2 separate regions of the Mus musculus genome follow, and region 2 is linked to region 1. A link is a loop called in an ENCODE intact Hi-C map of the cell type or tissue named here. Cell type or tissue: gastrocnemius. All regions are shown on one strand. Links, peaks and the distances in the headings refer to the core of each region. The heading gives the core; the rest is flanking DNA.

Region 1 (10,984 bases), core at 2,476-7,475:
TCCGTTCTAAGTGTCATTCCTTGGCTGCAAGAGTTCCAGCTAACACACACACACACACACACACACACACACACACACACTCACATACACACACACTCACACGTTAGGCTGGGAGAAAGGAAGACAGGCCAGAGGAGGGTCTGCAGTCAGTGCCTGATCAAAGGTTCACGGCCACTAACAACACACAGGCGTGCTGTCAGCAAAAGAGATTACGAAAGAAATCCACCAGCTGAGTTGATTTTTAGTTAAACATTATTACCAAGAAAAACAGGAGTGAAGGTTATGCTTTAAGAATCCTGCCTGACCTGGAAAAGGTAAAATTAAATTCCCGGGAACCCTCACTGGCTTTGGTGAGAACTGTCCTGCTGTCCTGTCGTGGTGGTGAGACTCTCAAGGTCACACAAGAGTAGTTTTCTTAAAGGCCACACACATCTCCAGAAGTGCCGATTGACAGGAAACACACACCGATGAACCAAGGCGTCATCTTCAACGTGTGGCTCTCCGCTCGCCTTCCAAGATGGATCTAGGCATCAGGAAAGGGGAAAGGAGGTGCACACACGCGCACACACACGCATACGCAAGCTAGAACTCACCACAACCCTCCATTCTTTCCCAGAAGAGAACAATTAGCACACACTGGGAACAGTTGACTCCATCCTACTCAAGGCTCCAACAGAAGTCATTGACGGTACATTAGTCCCTTTATGCCACCATAACAAAATAGTAGACACAGATCATCTCGGAAGTAGAGGTTTATTTTGGCACGTGATTTGGAAGGTTCAAGTCTAAGCCGGGCCACTTGGCTGCCTGGTGGGAGGATGCGTGTGTCACTGTGACTGCTCACATCTCCAGCTAAGAAGCAGACCGATGAGATAGGCCAGGGTCCTACCGCTTGCTTTAGGGAGCACAACTCCAAGTGACTGTAGATCTCCCTGTCCAGCACACGACTCTGGGGACCAAGCCTTACATATGGCTCTCTGGAGGGTGTCCAATGTCTGGCTATAACAACAACAAAGAAGCTTGTGGGATTTCTGCCTGTATTGCTTAGAACAATGAGTCTCATTCTTCCTAAAGCTGCTACACTTTAATACCATTCTTCAAGTGGTGGTGACACCAAACAAAATTATTTCAATGCTACTTCATAACTAATTTTGGTACTGTTATAAATTGTAACGTAAATATCTGATATGCAGGATATTTGGCGTCTGGTTGAGAACTGCTGGCTTAGAACCTTGGGCTAAAAGCTAAGCGTGTAAGAAATCTCACTGTTCTGGGACCACCTCACGGGAGAGGCCAGATGGGAAGGTTAGTGGGCAGGAACATCTGCTGCCGTGTGAGCGAACCGTCTTCCATATTCAGTCCTGTGGAGCCTTTTGAAACTCCAAGCCTGGGTCAGTATCTGCTACAACTTGGTGTGAAGCAGCAGCTAGCCAGCCGGTCAAAGCCAGTCAGCCCTCCTCAATGTTTAACCCATGACCAGCAAAATGAATGGTTATTTTTAGCTGCTGTTTGAAAGTTTTTGATAAGTTAAAATAGTAACCGGTTGGTTAACCGGTCGGCTTTCCTGTTCTGTCCTTGAAGTGGAGAAGTCTCTGCAACCGGAATGGAATGCTTAAACAAATGTTTCGCGGATGAGAAATTCCAGACATTTATCCATTAGTACCGAAGGGTGAGTATGGTGTTCTCAGTGATGCTCACTCTATTACTAAGGTAGAAATTATCTTTGAATTAATGGGTATATTCTTTTATTCACGCCCAGCTTTTTCCAGTTTTATATTTGAAGTATTTTTTTCAAGTTTTTAATTATGAGAATTTAAACCCGTAGGGACATCGAAAGATTAGTGACCCACATTTTTTTCCACTGAGATAATACAAGAATCAATACTTTGTCACCTGCCAGCTACACACATATTATACCCCAGCGCCTGTATCTGTCTCATCAAATACAAGGTCACAGGGCAAATCTTTTAAAACTAACTTTTAAAATTAATTAATTCACACATGGGGCACTGGTTTTCTCTGTGGCATCTTCACATGTGTATGCCACCATTTGTTGTTCTTTTGTCCCCCCTTCTCTGCTTGCTCAACACCCCACCCCCGCCCTCTTCCTTTTTTTTTATTACGTATTTTTCTCAATTACATTTCCAATGCTATCCCAAATGTCCCCCACCCCCCCCCACTCCCCTACCCACCCATTCCCATTTTTTGGCCCTGGCATTCCCCTGTACTGGGGCATATAAAGTTTGCCTGACCCAATGGGCCTCTCTTTCCAGTGATGGCCGACTAGGCCATCTTTTGATATATATGCAGCTAGAGTCAAGAGCTCTGGGGTACTGGTTAGTTCATAATGTTGTTCCACCGATAGGGTTGCAGATCTCTTTAGCTCCTTGGATACTTTCTCTAGCTCCTCCAAAATTCAGGTGACAGCAGATGCTGGCGTGGATGTGGAGAAAGAGGAACACTCCTCCATTGTTGGTGGGATTGCAGGCTTGTACAACCACTCTGGAAATCAGTCTGGCGGTTCCTCAGAAAATTGGACATAGTACTACCGGAGGATCCAGCAATACCTCTCCTGGGTATATATCCAGAAGATGTCCCAACCGGTAAGAAGGACAAATGCTCCACTATGTTCATAGCAGCCTTATTTATAATAGCCAGAAGCTGGAAAGAACCCAGATGCCCCTCAACAGAGGAATGGATACAGAAAATGTGGTACATTTACACAATGGAGTACTACTCAGCTATTAAAAAGAATGAATTTATGAAATTCCTAGCCAAATGGTTGGACCTGGAGGGCATCATCCTGAGTGAGGTAACCCAATCACAAAAGAACCCCACCCTCTTCCAAACCACTCTCCTTTCTTCTTTTGTGGGCGCTGAGTCCAGCGGTTCTCAACTTCTGGGTCTCGACCCTCGTGTGAGTGTGAGTGTGTGTGTGTGTATACGTGCATGCACACACAGGCGAACGGCCCCTTTCGCAGGGTCGCATATCAAATATCCTGCAGATCAGATATTTACGTTATGATTCATAGCAGTAGCAAAATTAGAGATATGAAGTAGCAACAAAAATAATTTAATGGTTGGGGGTCACCACCATATGAGGAGCTGTTAAAGGGTCGTGGCACTAGGAAATGCCAAGAACCACTGCCTTATACTGTTACCCTCACTTCTGCCTCTAAGATCTCTTCCTCTTTTCTCAGGTCATGGTCGTCTTTCTTTCAACACACGCATGCGCACACTTAAATCAATGTTCTACATGAGAGGAAAGACGGTATTTGTCTTTCTGAGTCTGGCTCATTTCGTGTAGCAAAACAATCTCCGGATCTCTTTACTTCACCCTGAGTGTTATGATTTGATTTTTTTTCTTACAACTAAAGAAATTCCATTGTATGCGCACACCACATGTCCCTTAGGTGTTGATCTGCCTGATGGACATCCAGGCGGCTGCATTTCTCAGCTCTTGTAGACATCAACAATGTAGGCGTACTGGTATCTGTGAGGTATGTAGACCCAGAATCCTTCAGATATATATGCAGGAGTGGCACAGCTGAGTCATATTTTATATTCTATTTCCCTAACTCTTTTTTTAAAAATATATTTATTATATATAAGTACACTGTAGCTCTCTTCAGACACACCAAAAGAGGGCATCAGATCACATTACAGATGGTTGTGAGTCACCATGTCATGCTGGGATTTGAACTCAGGACCTCTGGGAGAGCAGTCAGTGCTCTTAACCACTGAGCCATCTCTCTAGCACTTAGTTCTATTTTCAATAAATAGTGCAGTATAAGACACATGTTCCCACACCATCCCCAGCATTTGTTTTCCTGGCGATAGCCCTTTCGACTGGGATGAGATAGGACATCAAAGCAGTTTTACTTTGCATTTCCTGCTGGCTACAGATATTGACATTTCAAACAGTTTGAAGTATCTGCTGGTCACGTGAGTCTCCTTTGAGGTAGTGTCTATCCAGATCTTCACCCCATTTGATTGGATGATGGTGGGGCGCTACTTTTCATCAGTTCTTTATTTATAAATATTTTAGTAACCATGAAGCAATGTGTTAGTTTCAATACAACTGTGAAATGTAGAAAATTAGAAGCAAATGAAATTCATTCATAATTTCACTTCCTAGATTTAATTTTTAAAATATTTTTATTAGGTATTTTCCTCATTTACATTTCCAATGCTATCCCAAAAGTCCCCCATACCCTCCCCCCCACTCCCCTACCCACCCACTCCCACTTTTTGGCCCTGGTGTTCCCCTGTACTGGGCATATAAAGTTTGCAAGTCCAATGGGCCTCTCTTTCCAGTGATGGCCGACTAGGCCATCTTTTGATACATATGCAGCTAGAGTCAAGAGCTCCAGGGTACTGGTTAGTTCATAATGTTGTTCCACCTATAGGGTTGCAGATCCCTTTAGCTCCTTGGGTACTTTCTCTAGCTCCTCCATTGGGGGCCCTGTGATCCATCCATTAGCTGACTGTGAGCATCCACTTCTGTGTTTGCTAGGCCCCAGCCTAGTCTCACAAGAGACAGCTATATCTGGGTCCTTTCAGCAAAATCTTGCTAGTGTATACAATGGTGTCAGCATTTGGAAGCTGATTATGGGATGGATCCCCGGATTTGGCAGTCTCTAGATGGCCCATCCTTTCGTCACAGCTCCAAACTTTGTCTCTGTAACTCCTTCCATATGAAACAAGTGTGTAGTTGGACTTTGGTCTTCATTAGGCAGGAGTGCCCTCTCGTGGTAATTTGAAAAAATTGCACTAGGCGGGAATTTGCAAGGTCTCTTGAGGTTTGGTTGAATTGACTAGACTCAGAGTTTCTGAAACTGCTGAAGATACTGATGTCCCGCCCCCAGGGCTTCCATCTCTAACAATAGCTGCCCATCTCCTCTCCTGGTCTGGCAGCTCAACAACTCAGTCAGATGGCCACACATTGAAGTCAGTACCTTTCTTCCCTAGCGGAGCCGATACCTGTTTTTCCTTAGGTTCATTCCCTTCTCCCTCAGTTCGTCCTTCTTGCCCCTCCCTCCATTTGTCTTATGTACATGTCATACCTTCTAGAACTTTTCATATGGTTTACTCTTGATATTTTTCAGCCTATCAACTTTGGCTCTGTTGCAAATTAGTAAGTTCTCTATGATTGCTATTCTAAAATACTTTAAAAATACTTTCTTCTTCTCACAAAGTTAAGAGCAAAAAAAAAAAGGCCCTAGTCCTATCACTTAGAAGCCATTGACTAGAAAGACACAGGCAGGAAGCTACACACTTTCTGCAAGCAAACACGTTTCACAGACATTGAGTTGATCTGTTGTGTCCCTGCATTTGTTGGTATGCAAGAATAGGAACAATTCTTTCTCTGGGGAATAAAGTGAATAAAGTTATTGTAGTTTAGAACTTCCAAGATTTATTGTGACAAACCTGTCAGGAAGAAGTAAGATGGAATTGTTTGTCGCTGTGCTGAGCACACAGTGAGCCAGCAGGAAGAAGAGAATAGTCTGTGATCTGGTGGTAAGAGGGCCGCCTACATGTCTAGTCTCTTTTTGCACAGGGGAGAACACTAGTATCCACCCAGTTCCCTTCACTAGTTTATGCTTTCGTCTGTATTCTCTCTCCCCCAAATCCTGTTGTCAGCTCAGAACAGGCTGTCTCCTTTTGGAAGCACAGGCTACCCCACTGTGGGGCAGGGAGGTCAGTGTACCTGTGTGTTCGCCTGGAAACAATTTCTGCCTTCCACCCTTTATCACCACATAGTGTAAAAATTGATCAAAGTGGAGGTTAAAAACTGTATTGATGGAATCCTATCATTCAGTTGGAATGTGGGTTCCCCTTAGGGGGGCAAGAAATGCACACAATTCAAAGTAAGATAATGCTAACTTCTAACCACAGACTCCTGGGGTCCCTCGAAGCTTTGTTTTACTGGAAGGCTTATGCTGAATCCTAGAGGTCTGGGTACCCAGCAGACCTTGATATCAGGAGGTTTTCATACCTTCAAAGCCCAAGGAGGAGCACCTGTCCTTTCCCCTGCACCTCCATCTTTTTTCCTAATTGTAAAATGTATACGCATTACAGACAATGTGGTAAAGATAGTCCCTGCACTTTAATCACTAGCAACATTTCTGTCTTTCACTACTTCTCTGCAAGAATTCTAAGACAGCTATCACGGGAACTGGAGAGTTGGCTCAGTGGTTAAGAGTATGGACTGGTCTTGCAGAGGTCCAAGTTCCCTTCCCAGCATCACGTTGGGTGGTTGACAACTGCCAGCAACTCCAGCTCCAGGGGATCCAATGTCCTTTTCTGGGGGCCCTGTAGTCAGTTACGTGCCCGCGCCATGCACGGACACAGAAGCACATCATCATTGCAGAGTTACTTATACGGCTCTCTTCCTTATGAGAAAAGAAGCTGCCGTGAGCACCAAACCACTTGTACAAGTGCAAGTCAGAACCTGATACAAACGGAAGATGAGGAAAAGCCACTCATGAAATTAAAAACAAACAAACAAACAAAAAATTATCAAGAGGTAGTGGTACAGGCCTTTAAATCCCAGCACTTGGGAGGCTGGTGGATCTTGAAATTCAAGGCCAACCTGGTCTACAGAGTGAGTTCCAGGACAGCCAAGGATATATATTGTAAATATTGTATATGATAAAAATGATATTTATATATATTTGGTAAATATTCATGCACACACATGCACACACACACACACAGTTTTCTCAGTTCTTCTCCCCCCACTTTTCTCCACAAGGAATAAATCAGACAAAAGAAATGTCTCTCGATTTACTGTGGGTTTGTGAGAGCGGTCTTATTTTGGCTTGGATTCAAGGAGACTGACTCAGTGCGGATGAGTTAGAATGGGAATTCTTAGGGACACAGGCATGAATATTAAGCAGAGACAGGAAACAGCTCAGTGCTGGAGTATGGGAGTGCATGCCTTGAATCCCAGCACTGCAGAGGCAGGAGGAGGCAAGAGGAGGCAGGAGGAGGCAGGAGGAGGCAGGAGGAGGCAGGAGGAGGCAGGAGGAGGCAGGAGGAGGCAGGAGGAGGCAGGAGGAGGCAGGAGGAGGCAGGAGGAGGCAGGAGGAGGCAGGAGGAGGCAGGAGGAGGCAGGAGGAGGCAGGATGCAGGAAGATGCCTGTGAGTTTGAAGCCAGTCTGATCTGTGTAGAAAGGTCCAGGCCAGCCAGGGTTACACAGTGAGTCTCAAAACCACATCCCCCACCTCAAAATCATGACTTATGTAATTTATACATTATGCACAAAGGCGCCAGTGTCTATAAGCACACTCAGACTGTTCACTAAATCCTTAGCAAACCCTTGCAGAAGCAGAGCCGTGCCAAGCTGTCAGAGAAAAACAGTATTTTGACCTAGGCCACACTGGGTCAGCCGAACATGCCACTTCTAAGCAAGTTGACGGGGACCGGCAGCTGATTGCTTGGTGGATGGGCTTTCTGTGTCCCTGGATTTCCCCTCATTGGGACTACAGCCAGCCGCGCTGCTGTCCCCTTGGGAAGCCAACCTGCCAATGGACTGATGTGTGTTTAATTTACTGCTCTCTTCAGCTGACTTGTCTCCCTGCTAGTGGCTTCCGACAGGGGATTCTGGGAAAAGAGAAACGGCCCATCTCTGTGCTGGTGACTGCTGGCCTTATCAGAGGCCTCCCCTTGAGACGTTCTCAGATGTTATTGAAATTCAGCTCACCCCCAAATTTCTCATGCCAGACTCGGTTGGAATCAATTCCTGCCTCTGCTGTTAGCTGGGCCAGGGTGGAAGCATGTCCGTGGCTGTCTCATCCTCATTTAAATTCCTGATGCTTTTATGAGGGGGAGTGTTGTTGTTGTTTTGTTTTGTAACACACTAAACTGCAACAGCAATACAAACGAACAAACAACCCCCTCAAAAAAAAAAAAAACTACAGCAAATCACTCATTATAGTGTTAACATGTCTATTTCATTGCTAGTCATGTATGTTGTTTTATTTTTCAAAAAATCTGTAATGTGGTTAATTACCTCTTTAATTTCTGGTATTTCATAATAAGAAGAAAATTTACTGCATACAACTATATACTTAATTTTTAATCACTGCCTGCTTTTTAAGGGAGACCTGTGGCAAACACTAAGTCCTAGAATTAGTGTTTTTTATAACCCTTCACTGTATTCTGCACATCCACAGGATTTATCTATTTACTAATTTATGCCTGGAATCAAGTGCTTCTCCTACCCTAGACCAGCAGTTCTCAACCCATGGATGGCAACCTCTTCGGAGGGTTGAATGACCCTTTCACAGAGTCTCCTACGACCATCGGAAAACACAGATATTTACATTACGATTCACAACAGTAGCATAATTACAGTAAGGAAAGACGAAGGGTCACCACAACACAAGGAACTCGATTAGGGTCTCAGCATTAGGAAGGTTGAGAACCATTGTAGTCTAGACCCTTTCCTGTGCCTGGATAGCTGACAGGCTAGATAGCCGTAGGCACCCTGGCTGAGTCGGACGGTGAGGGTTTGAGCCTTCCTGGAAGCTGGGCTGAGGGCAAGGCAGTGGAGATGTAAGAGCTGCCCTGAGGCCTCATTTGTTTTCTTGTCTGGGATGGGTCTTTCAGAGGGCCAAGCAGCTGGTGTAAGTCAGGGGGAGAGAAGCCTATTCTGGAGGGTAACAGGTTGAGTTGTGAGCTTCATCTTCATTATTCACAGATGAGAGAATTTCCTGCTGGGTTGTTGGGAAGATTAAAGCCTTGGACTTGCGAGCATATTTCATGGCAACTAGTCTATGTCCAGTGAGTACTCGGTACAGTTGCCCAAATTCTGCTGCAGTGGCGGTTGATCACCCTGATCCTGGTGAGTGGGACTGGGAAGGGAGAACAGATGGCAGCTGACTGACAAGAAAGGAGTGTCTTACCAGGAGGTTTGACCTCCACTGAGGATGAACAAGACTAGTTGCAGGATCCACACCTGGGTTCCCAAGTGACGGCTCCATCAATGCGGTCTGCAGTCAGAAGGGACGGAAGGTGTTCCAGAATGCTGAAGAAGGCACAGCTCCCAAGGATAGATGGAGGCTTGCATGGGGAAGCAAGAGAATTGGATGGTCCAGACATGACTTGACCTTGTCAAGCCTTTGATTTCCTAACTGCAAAGTAGGGACTCCCTTGTGCTGCTTGATGGTACTGTGAAGAGTGAGAAGCAGTTTCCAGTGTTGAAGACAGGCACATGCCAGATGCGATAGATAACCCAGGAAAGCTCTTCTTCCATCTAATTGGATGGCAGATGTCACGAACAATAAAACACAAATAAACAGGCCTTGGTGTTTCCCTGTACTCTGCTGCCTGTGAGCAGTTTGCTAAACAGAAGCTAACTAACTAACACAGGGAGAGCTGCTAGAAGGGGAAAGAGTAGCTGGCACATTAGTCTTCATTCTGCTACAGGTTTCTTAAACAGTTTACTTGCTGGGTGGTGATAGGACACGCCTTTTAATCCCACCACTGGGGAAGCAGAGGCAGGCAGAGCTCTGAGTCTGAGGCCAGCCTGGTCTACAGATCAAGTCCCAGGACAGCCAGGGCTACTCAGAGAAATCCTGTCTTTAGAAAAAAAAAAGTCCTTATTTATCTTATTAAATTTATTTATGTACTAGAGGGCATGTGAGTACCACCTGTGGAAGTCAGAGGATAACTTATGGCAGTCAGTTCTCTCTGGTCATTAGGCTTGGTAGCAAATGCCTTTACCCACTGAGCCACGAGCCACCTCTGTGAGGAGCCGCCCTCACATTCGCCATTACAAGATGGTGCTGACATCCTGTGTTCTAAGTAGTAAACAAATAATCTGCGCATGTGCCGGGGTAGTTTTCCACTCCATGTGCTCTGCCTTCCCTGTGACGACAACTCGGCCGATGGGCTGCAACCAATCAGGGAGCAACACGTCCGAGGCGGAAGACAATTCTCCATAAAAGGGACAGGGTTTCGCCATTCGCTCTCTTCCTCCTGAAGAAGTAAGCAATAAAGCCTTTTGCTGCAGAAGATTCCGGTTGTCTTGAGTGTGTTCTTGCCAGCGAGGACAAAAGCTCGAGATACACCTCCCCTCCCCAGTCTGCTTTATCCTTTTAAAGTTAAAATTGCTAACATTTCAAAACAGATATGCTCAAGCTGTAAATGTTTTTTTGTGTGTCTGTGTCTCTTTGTGTATGTCTATGTGAAGCTCTCTCTCTCTCTCTCCCTCTCTCTCTCTCTCTCTCTCTCTCTCTCTGTGTATGTGTGTGTTTGTGTTTGTTTGTGTGCATGCGTGCCTGCCTGCCTGTCCATTTGTCTATCTGTCTATGACCTAGTGGTCTTATTTCTGGGAAAGATGGAATGAACAGACTCTATTTTATCTCTCCCATTAAAACCAACTATAATTTGAAGACAGAAAACATAAATTTTTATTATTTGAGTACCTGAAAATTAATGGGCCGATTGGGGTGGGGGAATGAATTTTAAGACCAACAACCTAGCAGTGATTTTATTGCCCTCCCTTTTGTATCCACTTGCCTCAGTACAATATGGTTTGAAGCCTAGAAGTGGACACTGGGCACACATAGGCTGTTCCAGGAGAAACTTGTAGTTCTGCCCAAGAATGGAAAGCCATTGGGGCTGAGAGTCATAGATAAGTAAGACTTATCTAGGATCAGCTGGGCTCCAAGCCCTCCATACCACAGATGAAGTCAGAACCAAAAGAATGGTAAGGGAATTCTGTATACTCTGGGAAGGAAGGGGGTCCAATTATCACTCTTGTGTCCCAGGACCCCAAACAAAGTGTTTAGTGAAAACAGTGCGAGAGGAGAAACTGAACAATTCCAAAAGGAGACTGAGAAAGAAAATCATTTACCTCCAAGCAAAGAAAATATAGAGAAATCCATTTAACTAAGGAAGTAAAATGACCAGTATATGAAAATCTGTAAAATGGTAGCAAAAAAGTGAAAACAAATGGAGATCCCATGACTG
Region 2 (10,984 bases), core at 4,068-9,067, 85 kb before region 1:
TAGCAATGATATGTAAAATACATATCAGGAAAGCCCCCAGGCCTTTCTCCATCATTTTAATTCCTTATGTCTCACTACTTATGCAATCCACTTCTATTTGCTTCTAGCTTGTATTTCTTACACGTCTTCCTACAATATTCCCCTATTAATTATGTACAAAAAATACATCCTCAGATTTCTTTGTTTTTTACCCTCTTGTTAATGGATTCTAGGAATCATGGCACATCTGCTCATTGAGACATTACAGGCTCTGGGCATTCTAGATGTTGGCCAGGAGCTCGTATTTTCAAGCTTCTGTGCTTGAAAAAACACGGTGCTGATGGACCATATTCAGCTCCTGTGGGTTGGTATTTAGGAATCTTCGATGTTCTTGAAATTCCATATAATACTACAAATACTGATCTTACACAAATGCCTATTACATCCTTATGTCACTTTGATTCGCCTTGTCATTATGATTTAAAATTACCTCTCCAGCTGTTTTGAAGTCATTCAGTATTTTTTGAACCTTTTTATTGCTGCATACTGGTTTGTTTTTTGTTTTTTGTTTTTTTTCTTTTAATCGTTTTAAATGCTTCTACCACCTGACTCCCAACCGCTGGTACTGGGGATCGAACCTCAGCCTGTGTGTACTGGCCAGGCACTAGACCTCAGAAGTATCCCTTCATGCCACACCCAACGTTTTAAAATACTGCGTTTGTTGTTTATTTTCGACCCGAGATTCTCTCTGCAACTCCAATCCGATCCTTTCCTCTGTCTCCAGCTCCTGTCTGGCTTGAGAACGTACCTGCTACTTCCAGCTCCCACGTGGCTTCACCAGAGAAGTTGTCAGAAAGAAAGCGGCACCCATATCGGCCCTCGTCGGAGGGAAGCACTTTAAGGATGTGTAGGTTCACGCTTCCCTCTGCAATGTCATAGGCTTCAAATAAGGTCCTGTTTCGGAACTGTGCCATCTGCAGGCTGGAGCGCCCCTGCGGCTCCTGGTACAGGTACACCACGTTGGAGACCTGGGCCCGAAACCAGCGAATTTCCATGTGCTCTGCGTCTTGGTATGATGATAAGCGACATGGGAACTCCACCGCTTCCCCGACGCGGGCCAAAATGGACTCCTCAGGGCCCAACACCCAGACCTTGTCTAGGACAATAATCCAAAACAATGCATCAACCCACTTCAAACTTAAAAAAAAAAAAAAATCACTTTTGTTTGTAGATCAGAAATCTACAGCAAATCATCCAAACGACAAAGATGAGATGCTCTCCAAGAACAATCTGTGTGCTTTCCTGGAGAAGAAATTGTTATGAAAAAAGTCAATTAAAATACCTATCTATGTACACACATTACAAAGAGATGCACTGTACAGAGAGGGACTAGTTATTGGTTTGAATCAATCAAGCAGATGCCATTTGAGGAGCTGTGTGTGGCCAGGGGAGCATGCTAAATACAATGTGTTTTGTGACTAACAAAATGTATGCCTGTGATAGAGAATTGCTGGTTTGTATAAGTGCACCAAGAAAAAGATCTTGAAAGAGAGAAACCATTTAGCTGATGGTGCTACGTTCTGGGCAGTGAGACTGGAGAGCCTTATTCTGTCCATGTCTTAGTAGAGTTGCCATCACTGTGATAAACACCATGGTTGAGAGCAACCTGAGAAGGAAAGGTCTCATTTACAGGTAAGTCAAGGCAGGACCTCAAGGCAAGACCCTGGAGGCAGGAACTGAAGCAGAGACCATGGGACCATAGGGGAGAGCTGCCTACTGTCTTTGTTCTTCATGGAGTCTTCAGTCTGCTTTCTTAGGCCCAGAATGTATAAGCAGAAAGGCTGGGCCTTTCTCTATCAATCACTAATTTAAGATGCCTCAGGCTTGCATGCAAGTCAGTCATAAAGAGCCATCTTCCCAAGTGTGCTTCCCACTGCTCAGATATCTCTGACTTGTGTCAAACTGACAATAAGCTAGCCTGGGCAGGCAGTTTTCACAACATTTATCAACAGAGTTCATATGTATAGCTTCTGTGTATTTTGGTATTTAAATGCCTACTGAACTCTGCCATTGAGAGAGACCTGTCATACTCTTTCATTTGATCGTTGGTCTTCTTTTCTGGTGCCTCCAGGTGGCCTCTCTGCTATCGTTAGTCGGCTTCCTCCTTTCTAAATTCAGCTAACACTTCTTCCCCAAACTCAAACATACTACATCTCTTTCCTCATCCTTCACTTTGCCTGTAGATCATGGACGTTTCTTGCTTTGTGTCATTTTGGGAAAAAGCAAAAACAAAAAACACCCAACAGCAACCTTTTACCTCCTGGACGAATCCCAGCCAATCCTGTCACCTTCCTACCAGGTTCCCTCTCCGGGGTCTCTTCAACTGTCCTTCTCACACACCTGAGATGCCTCTGTCTCTGTCTCTGTCTCTCTCTTCCATTTATCCTTCATCTATTAGCTTCCCAGGAAAGCAAGGCTGTCCAGGAAAGAGAACTGCTCTTCTCTGTGCTTGTTTTGTTCCAGGGAAGTGTATATGGGAAACAGGGGCTGGCAAACTGATGAAAGAGCATCAAGCAGTGTGGCTTTAACAACTGGGATTGAAGCAGTAAATAGTGCTATATAACTGTACTGGTTGGTATATAATTGTACTGGTTAATATGACTGTATTGGTTGGTATATGACTATACTGGTTGGTATATAACTACACTGGTTGGTATATAACTGTACTGGTTGGTATATGACTATACTGGTTGGTATATAACTATACTGGTTGGTATATAACTGTATTGGTTGGTATTTAACTGTACTAGTTGGTATATAACTGTACTAGTTGCTATATAGCTGTACTGGTTGCTATATAGCTGTACTGGTTGCTATATAGCTGTACTGGTTGGTATATAATGGTAATGGTTAGTGTATGTCCTAGTACTGAAGGGGCTGAGGTAAGAGGATTGAGAGTTCCAGGCCACCCTAGGCTGCATAGCAAGAACCTGTTTCAAAACAAAACAACAAAAGTTACAAAAGCAAAAGAAAAATAAACCAATCAACCGAACAACAATAACAAATTCCAAAACCCTGAGTGGGAATCTTTTGGCATTTTAGTAATTAGTATGGTCTGGTGCTGTATCATGAGAGCCCACTCCTAGAGGGCACCCAGCAGAAATAGGGGCAGAGTTTGGGTGCTCATATTCTACCTGGATGAGCTGACTATGGCTGCAGATCAAATACACTACCTGAGTTCACCTCCCACAACTGAAGGAAGAGAAGGTAGGTGAAGAAGATGCTGAGGCACCGAGGTATTTGCTTCAGAAACCCCAGAAATACTGAGAAATCTGCCATCTGTCAGCGGTGAGGGCCCACCTAGAAAATAATGAACATGCAGGGTAATATGGACGGTGACCCTTCACCCAGAGGGTCTGAGATTATATTCATTCTTTTATTTATTGTTATTATTATTAGCTAATTCTGGAGTTCCATATCAAGCTCATAGCTTCTTTTTAACTATGACAGGATATAAGAACTGATTCTAATTTTATCAGGTGATGCTGTTACCATTGGAACTCATGGTGCTGTGAGCAGACAGGGTTGAAGGGTCCCAGAGGAAGCAACGTATTGTTTGGACTCAGGAATGGAGCCATACATTGTGTGGAGGCTCAGTGTCACCCTCCTCTGGGTTAGTGACACTCCCCAGAGAATGGGAAATCTAGGAAGAATATCAAATGCAGCTTTATCTCCCTTCCTCCCCACTGCAGACCACTGGTGTACACATTCTTTGCCCTGGAACATCAGGTTCATAAAACAGGAAGACAGAGCTATTTTTTTCCAAAGCAGAGTATATATGGTGGCTACCTGCCAACCTTTGGGACATTCTGGTCAATTTCATCTATTCTGATCTTATTGGGGGCTAACTAGTCCCTGTTCTCATGTTTTTTGCATCTTTAGGCCCAGCTGATGGAGGGATACCATCTGGCAATCCCTTCTCTATCCTCTGGTCCAGAAAATTCAGACTCCTCTATCTCTTAAGTCCCTGTTGCGCTCTGTGTTAGCATCTAAGTCTAGCAACCAATGAGTCTAATGTGATGAGTGCATCTTGGGATACAGAGTCTCTCCACATCGCTTCTTTATTTAGGCGTAGGACTTCAGGCAGCAGACTTTGTAGCTGGGTGAACCTCAATCTTTGTGCTTGAGCAAAGGAAGGAAAAAGTCTAAGCCTCCTATGAGTTGACAAGATGCTGTTTAAATTGCATGTGATGGCACACACTTAAAATCCCAGCATGCAGAAGACTGAAGCAAAGTGATCATGAGTGTAAAGAGAGCCCTGGGCTAGCTAGCCAGAGTCTGTCTCAAACACAGAAATAAAGAAACACTCTATAAATAAAAGTCATCACCTTCTCCTCTCTCCACTTTCGAAACATCATTTTGCAGCTTTCTTCCAGAAAGGGTTCATCCCATCACGACTGTTCCTCGGGGGGAGGGCATATCCAGTGGATTTTTACTCTCTAATCCAACTCACATTCTACTCTGTCTTTTGCTACCACACTCGCCATTGTTTGGTGACCCCCAGATAGCCTTTGCTTCTGCTGAGCCCTAGCCATATGATCTGCAAAACTATGGACAAAGATGTAGGATTGCGCAGTAGGAAAGCAGTCAGAGGAGATGTAGGAAGGTTGATAAGGACTCCTCAGGGTGACTTATGGGCTAGAAGGACCCAGACTGGTAGGAACACAAGATGGGGTGCAGGAAGCAATGGTCTAAGAAATGAATGTACCACATTTGGGGCTTTGGAGCTCAGACTCAGAGGTTGCAGAGATAAGGCAGAGGAGCAAGTAAGGGCCACACCAATTGTGTTTCAGATGGACTCTTTAGAGGGAGGAAGGCTCATTCCCCTCTGGAGCCAACCTATCTGTTTTGATGGTCTGAATATACTGAGATTATTATTTGTGCGATAACTAACAAGACCAGAAGTCCTGGGCAAAGATGAAAGCTCCAAAGGGACAGTAATGTGCCTTGTCCACTGTGGCTGATGACAGAAGTGGGCACGTGCATGTCAGTGACAGCTCTGCAAAGTGGCAGCAAGGCATCCGAAGCCACACTGACTTTGTGTTTGTCACTCACCTTGTCTTCCCTTCCCTTTCATGCCTTGTTCTTATGGGCCAGACACAGCTTAGAGTCCCAAGAGAGCAAAGCCACACTAGGAACATCACCACCCAGATAGCACCTTGCAAAGCAAGCACTGGGGCATATGCAGTGGTCTGTTTGGATGAGCTACAATGTGAGGACTTAGTCAACTGTGTTAAGTGGTAGCTCTTGTCAGCCTAGAGGGAAAGTGTGTTCCTTCCAAAGGGGCAAGTACGTGAAGTGGTAGCTCTTGTTAGCTAAGGACAGTTTGTTCTTCCCCAAGGGGCAAGTAAATGGGGTAGCATGTTCCAGAATTGCTATCTGTAGTCATTTCTCTGTTGTGATAAACACGTGATTGCCATCACTGAAGCTATGGGGGGAAAAAGGTTAAAATATAAGGTGTATACGTGAACACACGCACACACACACACACACACACACACACACACACACACACACACACACTGAGGTAGAAGCTCCACTCTATCACCTCTAACTGTGTGTGAAAGTGTCCCACATGATTCAATTTCCCAACTTGTAATATAGGCTTATTGATGAAGGTAGTAATAACTTTGTCACCAGCCTCTTCACAGACAGGAGTCACAGGTACTCAGTGTCTGTTCACTACTCAGGGATAGCTATTGGATAGCCTTTAATCGAAAGCCAGTAGTCTGGAAACTTCCTGAAGTGACTAGAAAAGAGTACACACACACACACACACACACACACACACACACACACACACACACCATGTAAATTCCCACAAGCAATAAACATAAATTAAATACTTACTTATTGAACACTCACATATTCCGTCAGTATTACTACTACTTTTACCAAAAAGCCCAAATTATAGGTAGGTAAGCTGAGGCATGTGGGACACCTTCACACACAGCTAGAGGTGGCAGAGGGAGATTTCTTCCTCAGCTGTTGTTTACAGCATCTGTTTTTCTCTCCCAGCCTCTCCCCAGCTGTGCTGTGTCAGGTCTGGCTTCTGATTTCATTTGCATCAATAACTACAAACCATCATGCTGTTATGAGGCACCCAGCCTCAAGCAGTGCCATACCCACCCGCACTAAAGAAGAAACTAGGTCACAAATGATGAATTTAAATTTTACTGCCAAAGAAAAAGAATGAAAGCTTAAACCAAAGTGTCCCCAAGACTTTGTCATCAGCCTTTTAGACAGGAGTCATGGGACTTCAGTATCTGTTCAATATTCAGGGGTATCTGCTGGATAGCCTGTAATTGGAAGCCTGGAAATTTCCTGAAGGGACAAGAAGAGAGTTTCCTAAAGTGACTTTGTGTGCCATTCACCACACTACTCCCCACCTCAAGGCTCCTCTCCACCTTCCCTTCAGTTAAAGGCTTTGATCCTTCCCACAGCTTCCCCCAAGGAGAAACACTTTCTAGTTTTCACCACGTGTGCCAAGGTTGCCACGGGCTCCAGAGTCTGATCCAGGTGGAGAAGTTTGGCTGGAGAAAGGAGAAAGCTAGACACGCTGAATTGGGGTGTGGTGGTGGTGGAAGATGGAGACCTCGGTGAAGAGGCCTCAGACCTAGCTAAGTTGTCCCGGTGATCCCTTGGGATGCTACTTTCTGAAGCTATGAAGGACACAGAGCTCGTGCACACTGTAGTACTGAAGCCCACCTCTCACGTCTGCTGTTCTGCACTGTTGTTTTGCAAACCACAATCGGTACATTTCATCTTGCAGTTTATCCCCATAAGTTCCAAAGGGCAAATGAGACCTGCGCACTTCCTAATCCTTTCCCACTCCAGTGCCCTCTACTGCCCACTAGCTTGCATCAGTGTGATTTTACTTGGTCTATAAGAGGATTTCCATCCTCATAAAGAGCTGAGTCACTTTAAGAAGGGAGGACCAAAAGAATGAACCCTTTTCATCTGCAGGGGAAAAGGATGCATCGGAACTTTGCCTCCTCAGAGGAGCCAGCCTGAATGGGCATCTCCCCTAAGACAACCAAAACATCCCACGCACCCCAGCAACCAAACCACCAGAACTGGGTGATGAGAGCATATGTGATTCCACCTATGCTGTGCTTCCCCTAGGGTGCTTTCTATCTTTTTCTGCTTTCTGTTTCTAGAAGGTTCATACAAGTGTTGCAAAGGAGCCACGTACCTTTCAGGTAACAGAAGAAGATCCAAGCGGTAGAGGGATGCTGGCAATCTCACCTCCCTCTAAAGGGGGTGATTGTGAAATGTTAGTCCCTGATGCTAAGCTGCTTTGGATGTGGGCTGGCAGCTGGGTTCAGGAAGAGGATGCAGCTCACTGGTGACAAAATTACTCGCCCACCTTTCACCTTAGGACATAAACTATTGGTTCTGCCCTTTGTTATAAAAACCAAGATAGATAGAACAAAACGAGGAAGTCTCCGTCATATCCCGTCCTCGTGGAAAAAAATCTCAAGCTAAGTTCCCATAGAAAATGACCCTCCAGTGTCTTAAAAAGAGGCCAAAGGTGCCTGGGAACTTCGTTAGAACAGGCTGCATCTGCAGGTGGCTAAGAAGAGAAAAAGAATGCCCAAGCTGGCCATCCAGGATTTCTGGATAGATCAAGCTGGATATCCAGGGAGGCTGGATGGTGGTCCAAGGCCAGCCCCTCTAGCTTCCCAGTAACACTGAGACAGACTGCAGTCTCCATTAGAAGTTGGGAAGTGCTTGTGCCCAGCTCTGACTTAACCCATCATATCCCTCTCTGCAGGGAAACACCCGGCGGAAACCTCCTGGGAACACTGTCACAAGCAGACTTAGAACAGCGTTCATATACAGCGCGGAAACAGTGGGGTATAAGCATTTCTGCAGTGAAGCTGCACTCTACATGAAGCTGAATGCGAACAGAAGAGAGGCTGCTAGAGGTGGCGAATCTACCCTTCTCTTGAGTTTGTTCTATAAAGTGTGTCCTTCCTCTTCAAGACTCTCCAGTCACTTAACCTTCACCCCTTGCTCTTGCTTTCCCACAGTCCTCTCTCTGCATTCTCCATGTGGAGATCCTCCTAATCTCTCCACGGAGCCGGAAGGCAAAGCTGTGTCACACGCTCCGCCCATGCGCATGGCATTCTATAGGTCTCTTTCCTACCAATCGGCACTCTTTCCAAGATCCTACTCAAAATTCCTGCCTCTGATGGGTGGACTTGACCTCTTCCCATGTGCACACTTCTTTCTTCCCAGTCTTCGTGCAGGGGGTCTCTGAGACCGCCATAGCCTGCAGAGTATGGTCCATAGGAGCCGAGAAGGTAGTTTGGTTCAACACAATTAAGCAGCCGATATTGGTTCAAACTTTGGGCGTTTTACCCCCAAGTGGTTTATTTTAGGCATATGAATGCCCTACACATAAATAAATGTGCCTGCAATGGAAATCTGTGTAAAGTGCATATGATGCCTTCCAAAAAGAAAATAGGCTCTATGGATTGAGAAAAACAAGCTTATGATAAGGGTCTGGGGGAGGGTCCTGTGGGGTCTCAGACTCACAGACAGTACAAAGGTCATTAGGCTATTGACCGTGTCTGCTGCCAGCCTTCTGGGCAGCTAACGGGTTATGACTTCCTTCTTTCGAAGGATCAATCCTGTGTTTAGCACTCCAGACTCCCCAGGTGCTTATCTGTGAGCACAAGGACCTCTGGGCCGCCTATATCTCCCTCGTTTTTACTTTTTAAAGAAAAATTATGGTTGTAATAGAGTCCAAGGTTGAATGCATTACCTTCATGGCTGGTATAACTAACTAACACAGGCAAGGATAAAATAATTATAATAATAGCTAACAGAGAATCAAGGAAAGGGCAAAGCCATCTTAACATGATGGGTATTCAGAGGTCACTTGAGAGATTTTATCTCTTTATGCAAATCATGAATTTGACCTTCTGTAATGTGAGAGAAATCTAACACAATAAAGAAACATGTCAGGAAATTGTTGACAACCAAAATAATGCTCCAGCAACAAATTATCTATAGTAGCTTTATTTTGTAAAACTGTGACTCTAAATTCAACCATCTCTGGGTTAATTTCTGATAATATTTTTGCTATAATATTAGTAGTTTTACTACTAATTATATACTATAGTAATTATACAGGCCACTCTCTGTATTCCAGGAATCATTCCTGTGATTGGTAATAAGAAAGCTGCTGTGGATGCAACTATTACAGGGTCCCATAGATGCAACTTGGAGGGAAGTCTCTTAATTCTGCTGATCAATTGTAAAGCTTTCCTGGAAAAATGGATGTAATATGGCCTATCCCACATAACACCATTCACACAGATCCATCCCAAAGGCAGTTGTTTGCCAGAGGGAAGGGTATGGTTAGAGGTGGGATTACAATCAGGAGAGATATAAGTTATATATAATTTAAGATAACATGTAAAGCATATTCAATGTGATTAAAAAACAGCATTGACAGGAATATCAGGGGATCCTGGTGCAGATGGATTCTAATGCATATGAGTAACTCCTATGCTATATATATATATATATATATAATTATTATTATATATATATTATATATATTCCAGGAATAGATGGGTATCTTCTGATGCAAAAAGATTACTCTTGTTAGCTGTCAGACACCAAATGAAGCCAGAGTTTGTTTTATAAATCACTGGCAACAGATAGTGCTATTTTGCAACAATATCAACTTTGGTAAGCAGTATGACAGACAGTATTTTTTATCTTTATACAACTATAATTTCCACTAACAAAGCTTTCTAAAGAGTGATTAATTATGCTAAAATCCACACTATTACACCGGGCTGATCAACTAGATTAGTCCATCCACAATATCCTCCATTAATATTCCATAAGTAACAAAATTTCTTAAGCCATTTGCCTTTATAAATAGGACCGTTATCAGATTTTAGTTGTAATGGGAGTCCTGGAAAGGAAACATATATAATAAATGATAATGGTATCTGAGGTTGCTTCACCCTTGTAAGCAGAAGCAACACATCATATTAGAAAAAGTATCAACTGTTACACGGACATATTTTAAACGTCCAAATTCTAAGATATGAGTAATGTCTGTTTGCCTAATGGTGTTAGGTTTCAACTCTCGAGCATTAATTATGCCAGCAGATGGCGGCAGTGTGAAAGAAGAACGTGATGGTCTGTCGAGCCTGCTCCCTAGGTAAAAAGATTATACCTGTATTTGATGAAGTACCAGAGATTTTTGAGCAGCCTAAAAATAAAGTATTAGAGGTAGGGAATAGGTCAGTGCATAGGTTCGAGCATTATCAAATATTAATGGGCCTGGCAGATTAGATTGAGCATGAATATGAGTTATGAAAATGTTGAGACTGGTTGTCTCTTTGAAGGGAGTAACATTAGTAATAGGGTTGGGTTAAGGCTTGCAGTTTCTAAAAGAGAAACCGTTTGAGCACAATACACAGAGCCAGTTAAAATATTTAGTGGCTGAGAAACAACTAATCAACACTGATTGATTACAGCGAGTTCAGACTGTTGAGTGTACAACCAGCGGTGGGTATAGTCTTCTTTGTGAGGAGTGTGTGGAATTTGTATATAAAACACAAACTCCTTGTCCTTTTGAAGATCCATCCACCTGCAAGACAGACTGAGAACTGTTGCTGCAGGCTCTTTACCAGTAAGCTGTTTAAGATATGCCCTTCTTATCATTGTCAAGCCTATAAGTTCTTATAAGTAAGGAGTTGCAGATCATGGCAGAGAATTATGGTACGCATAAATTTCTATACCATCACCTCATCATTCCAGTAGGTGGTGAGCAGGAAGGAATGATAAGTAATTGATAAGGAAGAAAGGGATTAATGACATGAACATGAAGTATTTGCTACAGCATGATTTAATAAACCAATAGCTCTCTCTGCTTCAGGTGTTATGTTTCTTGCAGCATTTAACTGGGAGT

The links. A loop is a pair of places that touch in the nucleus more often than their neighbours do. Peaks named below come from ENCODE experiments on the same cell type or tissue, not always from the same donor. Only the 100,000 strongest peaks of a DNase experiment are listed, where the experiment ranks them.
Region 2: it touches region 1 in a loop (6-fold over the local background); 35 of 42 quality-filtered maps call a loop at or near these places.

Annotation. Positions count from the first base shown.
Region 1 is chr11:49,266,751-49,277,734 of GRCm38, forward strand. It overlaps a transcript of Olfr1393 not described here. Among named protein-coding and RNA genes, the nearest start is that of Olfr1393, 7.9 kb to the right of the region's middle. In gastrocnemius, for the core only: a CTCF peak has its summit at 4,759 (motif pointing left); a DNase peak (open chromatin) is centred at 4,790.
Region 2 is chr11:49,179,754-49,190,737 of GRCm38, forward strand. It overlaps Btnl9 (butyrophilin-like 9), which reads right to left and starts at 7,336. Exons shown (of 10, transcript NM_172793.2): 1 at 7,235-7,336; 2 at 3,213-3,339; 3 at 788-1,135. The coding sequence starts at 3,318. In gastrocnemius, for the core only: a CTCF peak has its summit at 6,887 (motif pointing left); no DNase peak of the experiment used is centred there; H3K4me3 peaks cover 1,764 bases; H3K27ac peaks cover 1,171 bases.